3 separate regions of the Homo sapiens genome follow, and all the other regions are linked to region 2. Evidence: chromatin loops called from intact Hi-C (ENCODE). Cell type or tissue: IMR-90. All regions are shown on one strand.

The links. Peaks named below come from ENCODE experiments on the same cell type or tissue, not always from the same donor. Only the 100,000 strongest peaks of a DNase experiment are listed, where the experiment ranks them.
Region 1: a loop joins it to region 2, with 5 times the contacts of the local background. A loop is called at or near these places in 2 of 110 quality-filtered maps.
Region 3: it touches region 2 in a loop (13-fold over the local background); 107 of 110 quality-filtered maps call a loop at or near these places.

Annotation. Positions count from the first base shown.
Region 1 is chr2:62,660,684-62,665,683 of GRCh38, forward strand. No RefSeq gene overlaps it. Among named protein-coding and RNA genes, the nearest start is that of EHBP1, 43 kb to the right of the region's middle. RefSeq lists an enhancer at 1,900-1,949. In IMR-90, no CTCF peak of the experiment used is centred here; DNase peaks (open chromatin) are centred at 398, 2,988 and 3,938; H3K27ac peaks cover 2,230 bases.
Region 2 is chr2:62,454,015-62,459,014 of GRCh38, forward strand. The region is part of intron 4 of LOC105374764 (a long non-coding RNA gene); the gene reads left to right. It also overlaps a transcript of TMEM17 not described here. Among named protein-coding and RNA genes, the nearest start is that of TMEM17, 50 kb to the right of the region's middle. RefSeq lists a silencer at 2,815-3,374. In IMR-90, a CTCF peak has its summit at 3,107 (motif pointing right); a DNase peak (open chromatin) is centred at 2,797; H3K4me3 peaks cover 496 bases; H3K27ac peaks cover 635 bases.
Region 3 is chr2:62,772,755-62,777,754 of GRCh38, forward strand. The region is part of intron 5 of EHBP1 (EH domain binding protein 1); the gene reads left to right. Among named protein-coding and RNA genes, the nearest start is that of EHBP1, 70 kb to the left of the region's middle. In IMR-90, a CTCF peak has its summit at 2,500; a DNase peak (open chromatin) is centred at 2,077.

The DNA.
Region 1 (5,000 bases), 210 kb after region 2:
GATATATGTTAAACTCTGAGGTGACCTACTAATTTCAGTCTTTGTCCTTTCAGCACTCAGCCCTATGCTTAGATGTACTCACTTTTCCTTGCTTACGTGACCCCATTTTGAATAATTGTAAAGGGGGAAACACCCTCATTACATACAAATAGAATTTTGCCATTTTGCAAACTGAGATAGATGTTGATTTTCTTTGAGGTCCCAGAATGACTTCTAATCCTTGTTCTTAGAACTGAACATATGTGACTCAATTTGAAAACAATGGCTAAAATGTTAACCTCTTAGCTCCAGCTAGACTGGATTCCAAAAAGTTATAGATCCTCTGGGTAGTGGAATAGCATATTTGTTTGGAATGCACCCAAATATCCTAACAAGATTTGTGAAAGCATTTTGCAACCATTGACACCTAACCACAAAATGTCTTCACATACTCAACTAGTGACGTGTAAACAGAAGAACAGGATTGTGTAGCAGAGCCAGTTTCAGGCAGCCCCACAACAGAAGATAATGCATTTCCACACTTTGTAAGAAATGGCATGGCCTAATATGAATGGATACCATGAAAATTGTGCATCTGAGCACATGAGTGGGCTCTTCAGTACCAGTGGAAATCTAGGATGAAATGGAAAGCCCTTGAACAAGCCATGCTAGAAATGATACAACCCAACCTGTTACGGAGGTGAAAAAGTGCTGGGCTTTCCATCCCTCGGAGGCTGAGACTGCTTGGCTACTGCTAGGAGAGTACAGCGATGGGTATCTCAGCATGGGGTGGCATCTTGTGCTTGCTCAGTTTAGCAAGCACTGTGCCTTGTGCTTGTAATGAACACTTAAGCATTTGAAGGATCTAAATGAATCAGAAGATCTAGTATATATTTCTCAAAGCCCTCCCCCTTGCTCACTTACAAATTGGCTAAATTCACAAACAAGCTGCTTTATCAATTCAAGGAGCCTTGCATGACTCCAAGTGAGTTACAAGTCTTAGATGTAAATAAGAAGTTTAACATTTTCTGAGTGGGAATATAGATATAGAAATATACTGTGCTGTCCTGAATTCCAAAGGTGGCATTTCCCACTATCAAAAAAGGTTTAAATTATTTAAAAAATAATTTTAAATTATTTATGTATTTACTTATTTATTTTTAAGCACTTACATGATACTAACCAAACACTATTTTAAGCACTTTACAAATATAAATTCACTTAATACTCACAGTCATCTTCACTAGGAAGGTATTACTCTTGTCATCATTCTATAGAGGGGAAATAAAGTCATAGACAGTTTAAGTAACTTGCCCAAAATTACACAGCTAATAAATGCCAGGATTGGAACTCAAGCAGTTTGGCTCTAAAGTCTATGCTATCACTTACTATGCTACATTATGAGGTTATTATTTTGGAATTTTCTTTATACTTAACTAGTAGATAAAATTTTTAGCTTGCAATACTAATGAAACCGTGATGGTGAATTCAACAGTTGAATGTGCTAATTATTGGAGCTCTGCATATATAATATATAAGCTATAGGCTATATTTTTAATATCAAAGTCTTTATTCGCTAACTTTTTCAGTTTACAAGATTATGATAGCTTTTCCTTTTAGGATCATGTGTTATTATAAACTAAAAATATAAAAAGCAAGCTAAGCACTATTTTAAAAAACATCCTAAAGGTACAATGCAAGGGACCAGTTACAAATGCCCAGAACCTGCTAGAGATTTGTAAGAAATCATTTAAAAGAGACTGGAAATACATTATTTGCCTGTTGAACACCTCAGTTCTTCCTTTCCATGCTGCTATTTGCATGAAAATTTGCTGCTTAGGTCAGGGCTTATGATAGGTTAGAAAAGTTTCCAATAGCCGAACACAAACCCAGGAATCAAAGTCCCCCAAATATACACAAAGGAAAAAACACACACACAACCTACCTAATCTGTAGCTAGAGTGCTTCTGGGCCATGGAACCACCCCATTGTGCCTTGGCCACTCCAGCTCAGAAACCAGAGTGTTGCCATGGTGGCAGGGACCCAACCGTGAGGGCTGGTTTCAATACCCAGCAGCTGTTCACTTCAGAAAAAGCAGGATGGCAGCCCACTTCTGAATGCGCATTTTTCTCTAGGCTTTGACCTGACCTGAATATTGTTTCTCATTGAATTTCCTTTTATTTATTTCTTTTTAGATATCAACTTTCCTTGAACTTTTCCTGTCATTTGTGTTGCAGTTGGCAGAACTACAGAACTTCTCCCTTCTGCAAAAAATGTGTTTTTTTTCTTTAACCATTTCTAAGTTTTTCCCTGTGTTGTCTTTATCTCCCCCACTTCTATATTTTACACACACACCTGTGCCTCATTATATGACGACCCAGGACAAATTCATCAGGTTTGTTTATTCCAAGAAGTGTGAAGGCCTCAGGTAGCCCCCTAAAAAATCCCTCCATGACTCACCTGACAGCAGAAATTTGTCCTATGAAACTTTGGAGCTGGATTAGAAAATATGACCCTTTACTCTCTTCATTCTGGCCATGGTCATAGAATCTGTGTTTAATCCTAAACACATTCTCAATTCACACTTGATTCATAACCTGCTTTTTTCTTCTCTTTGTTTACATGTTGGCAAAACATAAGGAATGTAAAAATATAAAAACTATTATGAATTATGAGCCCTGCTCACAAGGATTGTAGAAAAACTGTTCTTGATGCAAAAAGGAGCTGCACTATATTTAAGGTGAATTTATCCCTCTCCAGCTCTAAAGGAGTTTGGAATAATTTATAAATGAGGTTGTACTGCTGTTGAATATTTTTTTTAACTAGAAACAGTTTGTTTACAAGTTGTTACTAAAGACTGTCAGAAAAAAATGCTTGTGGACATGGTATCCAAAAGGCTGACAGAACCCAGAACTTGCTTGGTATTCATTTGAGAGCTCATCCAACATTATCCTGCACAGTGTATAATTACTTGCATGTTGGGAGCCAAAAAAGGGAATGTAACCCTGTGAGTGTGTGTTTATACTGAAAAGTTGGAGAAGCAAAACAATTCAGCAGCATTCTTCATCCCAACATCTGGGAATAATTAATTTGCTAGCTATGATGTATAACATGAAGTTGATAAAGTTGCCTGAAGCTCTGCATTTAGACCATTTGCCTTATTTAAAGCTTTCTGCTTTAGGGTTTAACACTGTGGCTAATTTTAGTAAATCTTTTTCTTTTTATTCCTGAAATGCTGTGATGAGGAGGAACCTTCTGCTTATAGTTTCTTGATCATTTTCTTTTTGCTCTTATTGTCAAAGTGTTCAGGAAGCTGACACTCACAAACTTTGCCTCCTTCTTCCTCTGCAGTGCAATGCTGCAAGAAAAAGTTCTAGAAACTGAGGCCCTGGAAAATGTCATTGGGTTTTTACATCTCTCTCTCTTCTCTCTTCTCTCTCTCTCTCTCTCTCTCTCTGTCTCTCTTTCTCTCTTTCTCTCTTCTCTCTCTCTCTCTCTCTCTCTCTCTCCTAAACACATATTTGAGCTCTGAAGAGTTTCTCTGGAATAGAGAATGTGTTTTTGTTCCATTTTACAAATCTTAGGCTAGGATACTGGAGACTGTCATGTGAGACTCTCAGTATATTACATATGGAAGGTATTGTGACAAGTTCTGATGGTTTATGTTAGGTGCTACATTCCCTTGATTGTGACTTTTAGAAAGAAAGCACAATATAAATACAATGTCATCTTATTGAATCTAACAGTTCAAGGTGGTACAGGGGGCTTTTCAGTCCCAGGGCTGTCTCCTCCAGTTTCTCACTGAGGCATGCTAGAGTGAAACACAGTTGTTACTCTGACCTTAGTTTGTTTAATTTGGGATTTCAGAATAAGAGCAAGTATCTTATTTTTATTGGCTGAGTGCTCCCAGCTTTGAACAGTGCTAAAAGTTTTCTATAGCACTTTTGAAAGCTCATATTTCACAACATCCAGCTATTTTCTTTGGAATCCTGGTGAGAAACAAACTGAGGAACTCCCAATATAGTCAGGCTGAGACTATCTCATTCCCCTCTGTCTTTTCTTAAGACTTATCTCCACACTTTGACAACTGTTTCACATCACTTGTGCCCTGTATTTTGGGATTCTTTGGACTAAATTATATGTTGTTGTCCTTCATGGTGAAAAATGATAACTTCTAGAAAAATGATAATTTTCTATTTATATAGATAGGGGTTGTACTCACAAAGAGTAATGGCCTGAGGGCTTGTCCTCAGCCCAGCACACGCTCACTGGCCCGAGGGAGAAGATGCTTGGGCAGGGTTGCTGCTTTTGCTCATCTGCCTCTACACTCACAGTCTCTGCATGTTGTGACAGCTTCCTGCTTCCTCCTTCAGAGCTTAGAAGCAGGGACTGGACCTTCTTATCAGTGTCTAAGTAGTCATGCCATAGCTTCCAGATGCCTGTGCATGGGCCAGTGACTGGGTTGACACTGGTTGGTTATGAGGTTTCCATGACCTGTTTTCTGATACAAAAGAAAGAAAGAAAGAAAGAAAGAGAGAGAGAGAGAGAGAGAGAGAGAGAGAGAGAGAGAGAGAGAGAGAGAGAGAGAAAGAAAGAAAGAAAGAAAGAAAGAAAGAAAGAAAGAAAGAAAGAAAGAAAGAAAGAAAGCAAGCTCCCTGAATACAGGGACCTTCCCTGTCATGTTTACCACCTAGAAAAATTTCTGGTGCCTATCACTTAATAAATATTTGGCTAATGAATGAAAAAACAGATAAGTGGAAGAGTAAGGTGAGTTTTTCCTGATACTGAATGTATTCATTTTCAGAATATAAACTTCTGATACTGTGTCCTTCCTACCTTTTTGCTTTTACAATTTATTTATTTTTGTTAACAAAATGATATAAGTCTAAAGAGTTACTAGGAAGATTTTGGGCAAAAAGGAAGTATTAAGCAACCTGATGTCAGTTTCCAAAATTCTTGCACTGGCCTATAAAATTCAAAATTTGGAAATCACTGCCCCATGCATGCTTTTTCTTGCTATT
Region 2 (5,000 bases):
GTTTTCTAGAAGGAACTCTTTTACTTAAAGGAAAGCTTCAGGATGAGGGGTGCCTGTAAGCTGGCCTTAGCGTTTTGAGAGATGCAGAGCTAAATGGGATTGGCAGCTCTGATCTTGCTGCAGCAGCCTCCTGGCCCAGCTCCCACATCTTAACCTCCCTGGAGAGCAGCCTAGTCGGCAGAGTGGAGCTGGGGAGAGCTGGATGGGATGAGGTGCAGGACCCTACTGAGAGGAGGGGAATGCAGTGTCTCCACAGACCCAGCTCTGGGGGTGGGAGGAGCAGATTCCATGCCTCCCTCGTGGAAAGCAGAGGCATCAGGCATGGGGTGCTTTTGTGTGAATCGTGGCTGCATGAAGCATGTACTGGCTTCCATGTTGAGCCCTGGTAAAGGTATGAGGCAAACAGTGTGCAGCTCTGTTCCCACTGCTCCCCAGAATGTAAAAGGTGGCACAATATAGCTGCGGTACAGGATGGTAGGGCTGCCCACTGGGATGATCCAGAGAAGTGCTGGGCCATAGTCCCCAGGTGTGGTCTGTCACCAGGCTTTCCATCATACTGTAGGTTTTGAAATCTTTAAGGTCCCGCTCTTAAAATGCAAATACTCCTGTGAGGTTTGAGGTTTTATTATCCTATATCCTAGATTTGCCTTTAATAAAACAAAAAACCCAGCTTTATTTATTTATGTATGTATTTATTTATTTATTTTGAGATGGAGTCTCACTCTGTCGCCCAGGCTGGAGTGCAGTGGCACGATCTCAGCTCACTGCAAGCTCCGCCTCCTGGGTTCACGCCATTCTCCTGCCTCAGCCTCCTGAGTAGCTGGGACTACAGGCACCTGCCACCACGCCTGGATAACTTTTTTGTATTTTTAATGGAGACAGGGTTTCACTGTGTTAGCCCAGGATGGTCTCGATCTCCTGACCTAGTGATTTGCCCGCCTTGGCCTTCCAAAGTGCTGGGATTACAGGCGTGAGCCACTGTGCCCAGCCGAGACCCAGCTTTATTGAAGGTCCAATTTGCATATCATAAAATTCATTTTGAGTTGTGCCACCATCACAATCCAACCTTAAAATGCTATCACTCCAAAGATACTCCTACTTGTAGCATTCCCATTCCCATTCCCACCCTGTCCCTGTCCCAGGCAACCACTAATCTTTCTGTCTCTATGGATTTGCCTCTTGACATTTCATATAAATAATACAATATGTGGTCTTCTGTGTCTTGCTTCTTTTGCTTAGTGTAATGTTCTTGAGACTCCTCCATATTGTAGCATAACAGTAATCTGTTCCTTTATATTGCTGAGTAATATTCCACTGCAAATACCACATTTTCATTCACTGATGGTGAACATTTATTTCTAGGTTTGGGCAGCTATGAATAATGCAGCTATGAACATTCATAGCTTCTGTTCTTATATGCACATATATTTGGAGTATGTGCTTATTTTGGGTAAATTACTTCTAAAAACTGGCCGGGCACAGTGGCTCACGCCTGTAATCCCAGCACTTTGGGAGGCCAAGGCGGGTGGATCACCAGAGGTCAGGAGTTCAAGACCAGCCTGGCCAACATTGTGAAAACCCGTCTTTACTAAAAATACAAAAATTAGCTGGGTGTGGTGGTGGGTGCCTGTAATCCCAGCTACTCGGGAGGCTGAGGCAGGAGAATTGCTTGAACCTGAAAGGCAGAGGTTGCAGTGAGCCGAAATTGCACCACTGCACGCCAGCCTGGCCGACAGAGCAAGACTCCGTCTCAAAAAACCAAACAAACTACCAAACTATTTTCCAAGTCAGTTGTACCATGTTACAATCTCATCAGCAATATATGAAAATTATAGTTCTTCCACACTTTTGACATTTGTTATTGTCTTTTATTATAGCCATCCTAGTGAGTATGAAGTGGTATCTCATTGTGGTTTTAATTTTCATTGCCCTAATGCTAATGATTTTGTGCATTTTCTTTTCATGTGTTTATTGACCATTCATATATCTTTGATAAAATGTCTACGTGGCTGTTCCTTTTTAAAATCCAGAGACAGAGAGATGGTCAATTTCCCTGGGAGGTGTAGAGGTTTATCGGGTTCACTGTTTGATCCCAAGTGCTGAGTACAAGAGTCAGAGAGTAAAGGGTCATGTATTAGCGTCCTGTGGCTGCTGTAACAAATTGCCACAAACTTGGTGGCTGAAAGCAACACACATTTATTCTCTTTCAGTTCTGCAGATCAGAAATCTGAAATCAGTTTCACTGGGCCAAAATTAAGGGGTAAGCAGAGCCTGCAGGGGCTCTACATTTCCTTGCCCTTTCTAGCATCCAGAGCTGCAGTGTTTGCATTCTTTGGCTCTTGGCCTCTTACCCATCTTCAAAGCCAGCAGCATAGCATTTCCAAATCTCTCTCTCTGTCTGCTTCCTTTGTCATATGGCTTTGTTTGTCTTCTGTAGTAAAATCTTCCTCTGCCTCTCTTTTAGAAGGACCCTTGTGATTACATTTAAGATCCATCTGAATAATCCGGGATAATCTCCCCACTCAAGGGCTTTCAGTCACACCAGCAAAGTCCGTTTTGCCATGTAGGGTAATATTCACAGGTTCCAGGGGTTAGGACCTGGCTGTCTTTGGGGGCCATCATTCAGCCCACCCAGTCAGTAACCTGTGAAATGCACGTGGCCCCATCAGCTCATGGTTCGGGGTTGGCTGGTCTTGAGGAAGACATCAGGCTGAAGGAAGTCTTCTGGAGGTAGGCCCTGGAGGGAGACCAGAGCCAGTCATGCTAGAGACCTCTCACCTCTTTCTTCTGACTCATCTCCTTTCTAGAAACTATGATATGAGGCGTTTGATAGCACGTGTGAGCCTGGAGGTGCTGAGGCAGCTAGCACTGTTACCAGGGTGGCGGCGGGGACAGGACCAGAACTTGGGGCCTCGCGCCCAGGTCCTCCCGTCCTTGCCTTCTCCCAGCTCCCCTCCAGGCTAACCACCTCCACGCGGGGGCCGGGTGCTGCTGCTGCCCTGAGAGCTCAGCCCCTTTCCCGGGGCGGGCACCGCTTCCCGGTCCCGGGCCTCTCTGCTCTCCCGAGGCGATAGCCACCCTGCGATCTCTCGCGCGGCCAGCAGGGGCCAGCATCCCCCGCGGAAAGGGTCGCTGGGCTGGGCTGGCCGAGAGCCGGGGATCGGCGACCCCGGGCGCCGCTGCCAAGCCCCCTGCCGTGCGGGCTGCTGCTTCGCCGTCCCAGCCCCGCAGCCTTTTGTGTCTTTCCACTTCTCCCCTGGCCCGCTGCGCTCTCGCTCTAGAGAAGGCAGAGACTGCCTTGGGTGTGGCAGCCAGGAGTGGACGGTTGCGGGCTGGGAGGCTGGCCGGGTTTCCTCCCCGTCGCGGACCTGGAGGAAGGGCTGGGTGCGGCGGGAAGGCCCCGGAGGGAGAGCTGAGCCTGGGTTGGTAGCATGGTGAGGAATAGCGGCCTCAGGGGCAGAGATGTCCGTTTCTTTGTGCACCGAAAGCTCTGAGAAGGACATCCCGATACCAGTGAACTTCTAGATTTGGAATGAGCTTCTTACCGAGCATCTCACATTCCAAAGTGCATCTGATTCGGAAGTCCTCGTGGTTCTACCTTCGGAAGGTGGGGGTGGGGTGGGCTGCCTGGGTGCAGAGGGCTGAGCCAGGCTGGTGGGAACTCCTCAGCGTCCAGCACCTGTGGGGCTGCAGCAAGCTTTTGCTGCTAGGCTCTAAACGAAGCCTGTAATTAAGGCCTTAGTTTAACTGGGTGCGCTCTCACTTTTATCTGTGGCCTGGCCTGAGCGGTTGCCTCCAGCAGCCTCAGCTACCCTCACTGCTTTGCCGCTGAACCCAGGAACGGCTATTCCACTGCAAGGGAGCTAAGACCTTCATTTGTTGCACCAACGTTTTCCTCATGGCTTATGTCTCTAGCCTCAGAGAAATCAGAGATTAGAGCCCAGATCTGGGGTCAGAAAAAGACCCGGGTGTTAGATCTGACTTTGCTACTAGCTGGGTGGCAGAAGATGGGGGAACACTTCGCTCCTTTCTACCTGTTTCCTCCCCTTGTTAAATGCGGAGGCTAATGACACTTACTGCAGATGGGGAAGCTAACAGCACTTACTGCAGAGGGTGTTGTGAGGAATCACTCAGCAAATTCTTGTAAAGGGCCAAGGTTAGAACTCAAGCCTTTTAAAATCCCATCTCTTAGTCTGGGCGGATCCCAGGAAGGTGTCAAGTCCAGCTGATGGGCATAGGTGTGTCCGTGAGGCAAGCCTGCTCTTGATGGAGCACGACAGGAAATGCAGCCTGGCCCAGCTGACAGACCTATCTACAGCGCATGTCCTCACAGGACCAGACCCTTCTGCTCCCCTTGGCTCCAGCTCCTAGATCATTCTCAGCAGTTCATTCCACGTGTAAGTGCACGCCCTCAGTTACTGTAGGAGCCAGACCACGTGGGTTCAATGTCAGCCCAAGATCCACCAGCCATGAGGCTTTGGGAAAGTCACTTCACCTCTGTAGGGACTGATTTCCCCATCTGCAAAATGGGCAGAGCGTGACCCATCTCGAAGCATTGTGGTAACGCATGGGGTGCTGCTGAATGGGACTCATTGCACTCTGCAACCTGGCTCTGGCGATTCAGACCGTGAATGCTTGGATTTTGATGGTAAGGCCAGAAAATGTTTAAAGGAGAGAACCCAGGATAAGTTGGGCCTTCTGGTGAGGTTCTTGCTACTCCTGGACAGCGTGCCCGTGTCTGTAGCAACTCAGGGCGAGGCAATGCTCTGGGGTTCCCAGACATCTGTGAGCGTGACAGCTGGTCCAAAGCTGTCTTGGATGTGTTTGTCCTCTCTAATCAAAAGAGTCCCTCGTGATGCCAAGATGGAACTCTGCAGACAGTTTGAGGAGAAACTAAATTCTGGTTTTGAAGTAAACTTGGCCTCAGTCTTTAAGGCAGATTCACAATCTATTATGAATAAAGCTGCTAGGAACATTTGTGTACGACTTCATATGGACAT
Region 3 (5,000 bases), 320 kb after region 2:
GTTCTAAAATGTCTTTATAACAGGCTTATCACATGCTTTGTGTAATATTCTTCCTTTCTATGCCTGACTTTGGTATGTATCTCAGTGACAAAAGGAATTTTTTGTTTATTCCCTGGCAGTAACTGGGCCATGTTTAGGACTAAAGAGCTGAGAAGTTTGGTAGTGAGATCAGGTCCATTATAGATTTACTTTCATATTATGAAGTTATGAGATTTCAGAAGGATTGTGAAATTGCTATATTCTTAATGCATGGGAAAGAGCACAGATGTACATGTTATGACCAAAGCATTTGAAATACATTAACTCAAGAGAATACACTAATTTATATACTCTAAATTAGGGCAACTGTCATAAATTATGAACTATATCAAAAGGATGAGTTTATGTAATTAAACCGAAACGAGACAAACAAAACAAAGGAAGTGCTATATTCTCACCTGGAAGATAGACGAGAATGGGGTAGATCTCCCTCTTCAGTTTTCAGGAGGACATTAATTTCTTTCTGCCAATATCAACTCCTGTATAGTGAGATTTGAGAATAATTTTTTTTTCTCTGTCTAGGTGTATTAACTCTTTTTACCTGCTCTGGAAAATCTAGGCCAGTTTTCTGAGATGTGTACAGGACCCCTACTTGCATAAGTAGATTTAACGAGGGAAAAGTTTTATTTCATTCATCTCTGTATCTACCACAATTTTTTTTTCAAACCATACTACCTTTGGGGTAGTAGCTTCTCAATAAATATTTATTGAAGGAGTGAGTGAATGAATGGTATAGTTAAACTCTGTGAACTGTTATAAATCCTGTAAGGATTATTCTTTTTAAGAGAAAAATACCTGTAATCCCAGCACTTTGAGAGGCCAAGGCAGGCAGATTGCCTGAGGTCGGGAGTTCGAGCCCAGTCTGGCCAACATGGTGAAACCCCATCTTTACTAAAAATACAAAACAATTAGTTGGGCTTGGTGGCGTGCGCCTGTAATCCCAGCTACTCGGGAGACTGAGGCAGGAGAATTGCTTGAACCAGGGAGATGGAGGTTGCAGTGAGCCGAGATCGCGCCACTGCACTCCAACCTAGGTGATACAGCAAGACTCCATCTCAAAAAAAAAAAAAAAAAAAAAAAAAAAAAAAAAAAGAGAGAGAGAAGAATAACGTGAGTAACATCCATCAACTATACAGAAGAAAATTTGAAAAGTAGACCCTAGAGGCAGTAAAACAGCATGTGAAGGATCCATATGCTGTTACAGTAGGAGCTCTTCTGATCAACTTTATTGAACTTGCATAAGCCAATCTCATGAGATTTGTCTGTATTACCATCTGTGGGATTAAATATTCTTAGGCTGGGCATAGTCTCTCACACCTGTAATCCCAGCACTTTGGGAGGCCAAGGCGGGTGGATCACTTGAGGTCAGGAGTTGGAGACCATTCTGGCCAACATGGTGAAACAGCGTCTCTACTAAAAATACAAAAATTAGCCAGGTATGGTGGTGCATGACTGTAATCCCAGCTACTCAGGAGGCTGAGGCTGAAAAATCACTTAAACCTGGGAGGCAGAGGTTGCAGTGAGCCAAGATCGTGCTACTGCACTCCAGCCTGAGCGACAGAGCAAGACTCTGTCTCAAAAAGAAAAAAAAAAAAAAGAGAGAAAAGAAAGGAAGAAAGAAATGTTCTTAGACATTTTCTTTAAACCAAAATTTGATATAAGTAGACGTTGCATTTTTCAAGTATTAGCAGTTTGCTTTACTTGACATAATCTAATGAGAGATTTTTAACCTTTTAAATAGATGATTCAGTATTCATTCATTCAGCACTTAAGTATTCATTGAGCGTGTATTATGTGCTAGATACTGTTCTAGGCATTGGAAATGGTGGTGTATAAAACATATGATTCAAGACCAGCCTGGGCAACACAAAGGAGACTCAGTCTACAAAAAAATAAAAAAAATTAACTGGACGTGGTGGCATATGCTTGTGGTCCTGACTGTTCAGGAGGCTGAGGTGGGAGGATTGCTTGAGCCCAGAAGGTCAAGGCTGCAGTGAGCTGTGATCGTGACACTGCACTCCAGCCTGGATGACTAAGTGAAACCCTGTCTCAAACAAAACAAAACAAAAAAAACCAGATAACAAGTTAACAAATCTCATCGCTGTGTAGTTTACACTCATATGTGTGTGTGTGAGAGAGAGGATAAAAATTACTGTATGAAAGATTTAGTATGTTAGATAAAATAAATACATAATGTATGCTAAATATATATAGTAGGTTACATAAATGCTCTATGGAGAAAAAAGGAAGAGGGATAAGGATCCCCCGTCTTTATGATTACATAGTTATAATGAGCCACCTTATTATTTCTAAAGTCTCCAAAAGAGAATTGGGGTATGCTTGTCAAATTTATTTAAAATATATTTTAATAAGAGAGTTGATGAAATGAATATTGTAAGGTATGGGAAAGTTTTAAAATAACCTTGGCATTCTATATATAAACCTCTCCTAGGTTATAGCTCCCCTCAGTGGTGAATGATGAAATTGACTTTTGCTGATCATTATGTAGCAATAACATGTTACAATGTTATACTTTCCCTTACATTTTAATGTGCTTTCACATTTCATGCAAAAGAATTAGTGAATTTCAAAGAGCTAAAGTTCTTCTCTTTGTCTTGTAAAACCTCGGTTTTGTTAGAAATTCTGTTGGTATATTGTCCTGACACTGAAAAGGTATGCTCTTTGAATGGAATTGTAATACCTTTCTTTTCTTTGCACATTGTGTTACAACCCCACAGTTAATAAAGAAATGTTGAGACTTTAACCGTAATGTCCAGTAGTAGCATTAGTAACAAAGAGTGAAGTTATATTTAATATAAAATATCCCAATAAAACAGAAGTCTCCAAATATATATCACTGTAACAAATTTATTGGACCCTTACTATGTACCAGGTACTATGTATAATAGAATGCTTTATACACATTATCTCATTTGCTCATTATAATAACTCTGGTGTGAGTCAGATATAACCCTATTTTACAGGTAAAGAAAGTGAGGTTTAGAGAGGTTAAGTAACTTGCCCACAGTTATATAGCTAACAGGTTGGGATTTTATCCAGTCTTGTCTTTCTCCAGGGCCTTTGCCCTTAACCCCTACTGCAATAACTAGCTACCTTAATAAGAAAGATGAAAAGAGATCATTTGAAATTGTAGAATCATAGGGAAGCTTTTAATCAGTCTTCTGTAGTGGTAAGTCTGTGAAGAATATATGTATCAGATTAGTGAAGGTAGTCTTTAATTATTGTTTATATACAGTTTAGAAGTTATTTGGGTTAATTATTTCACTACTGTTAGACATTATAAAATGGAATTCTAGAATTTATCAGTCACTAGAATTCTTAATATTTTTTCTCAAGGCAACCTTACTGCTTCTTTGTGCAAATTGACATAATGCTATTTTCATTTTATTGGTTCTCTTGTTTCTGATTTCTCCGTTTTGTCTGAGCTTTCTTCTTTGGACCAGAAACTTTAGAGTTGAAATTTTAGAGGTGGTTCTGCCACTTACTGGCTATGCAACCTTAGATAAGTCATTTAATATTTCACAGCTTCCATGTAGTCATGTATAAAATGATGGTATTAATATCTACTCCACAGGTTATTGAAGATTGGAAATAATGTATGTAAAGCATCTAGCTTGGTAAGGAGTAGCTATTTTTATAATGTTCCTTTCTAGAGGACACAGAAGAATATAAAGGAAAGAAAACTAGATTTCTAAATTTTATTGTTGCAGGATTTTAGTTTTTCCATTCCTTTCTACCACTTACACCTCTCAATGATTTCTAGACTTTACTGTTATCTCAAAGCAATGACAAGGCAACTTGTAACATCTCACTTGGACTAAACTTAAAATATTTTTCTTTTTATCTTTTGATTTAGGATATCTTCCCCTTATAAATTTAATCTAGGATTAACAACAAGTATTTCTTTTGGATCATTTACAATCCATTTACTTATTAGTGTAGATAAGAATGGATACTATAAAACACTATGTTTCATTTTTATCTACTGTAATAGAATAACATCTGTTCATCCAGACAGTTGACATTGTAGGGTTTTTTAAAAATATGAAGCCACAACAGTTATATTTAGGAAACAAAATTTTTTTTCTCTTCCTGGTGTTTTAGATTACCCAATTAAATCCAGAACCATTACATTTGTAAATTATATCCATAGGTTTTAGTTTCTTGTTTTTACATTTGAGACAAGGTCTTGCTCTGTCACCCAGGCTAGAGTGCAGTGTTGTGATCATGGCTCACTGCAACCTTGAACTCCTGGGCTCAAGCGATCGTCCTGCCTCAGCCTCCCCAGTAGCTGAGACTACAGGTGCACACCATTATACCTTGCTAATTTTCTATTTTGTAGAGACGGAGTCTCCCTTTGTTGACTAGGCTGTTTTGAACCGCTGAGCTCAAGCAGTACTCCCACCTCGGCCTCCCAGAGTGTTGAGATTACAGGCATGAGCTACCACACCCAGCTGGTGTTGGTTTTTAAAATCTAAAAAAATTTATTTTTCTGATTCCACTGTTTTATTTTAATACATTAAAAGCATATTGATGAAAGGCACCAATCAGATTGAATCCATTCATTAATTTATTCAACCATTCTGCAATATTTTAATATGGATTTTCTATATGCCCAGACATTTGGTGGTTATTGAAGATACAAAGTCAGTTAAGACATGCAGAATTTTGATTCTGAGATTCATGGTTTTTTCTCCCACATTTTTTTCTGTGAAATTGGGATCATCTTATATCTAGGATGTCCCACAGTTATAACTGGTAGTTTTTTGTTTGTTTGTTTGTTTTGCTTTCTTACTGCTATATAAAATAATGACTGCTATATAAAATAATCTTTAAACCAATGATAACTTATATTTGATGACATAAGATAACCTGTCCTCAAGAAGCTTATAAAGTAGTGAAGTGTCAGAGAGGTAAAGAACTGCAAGGAAAAACATAAA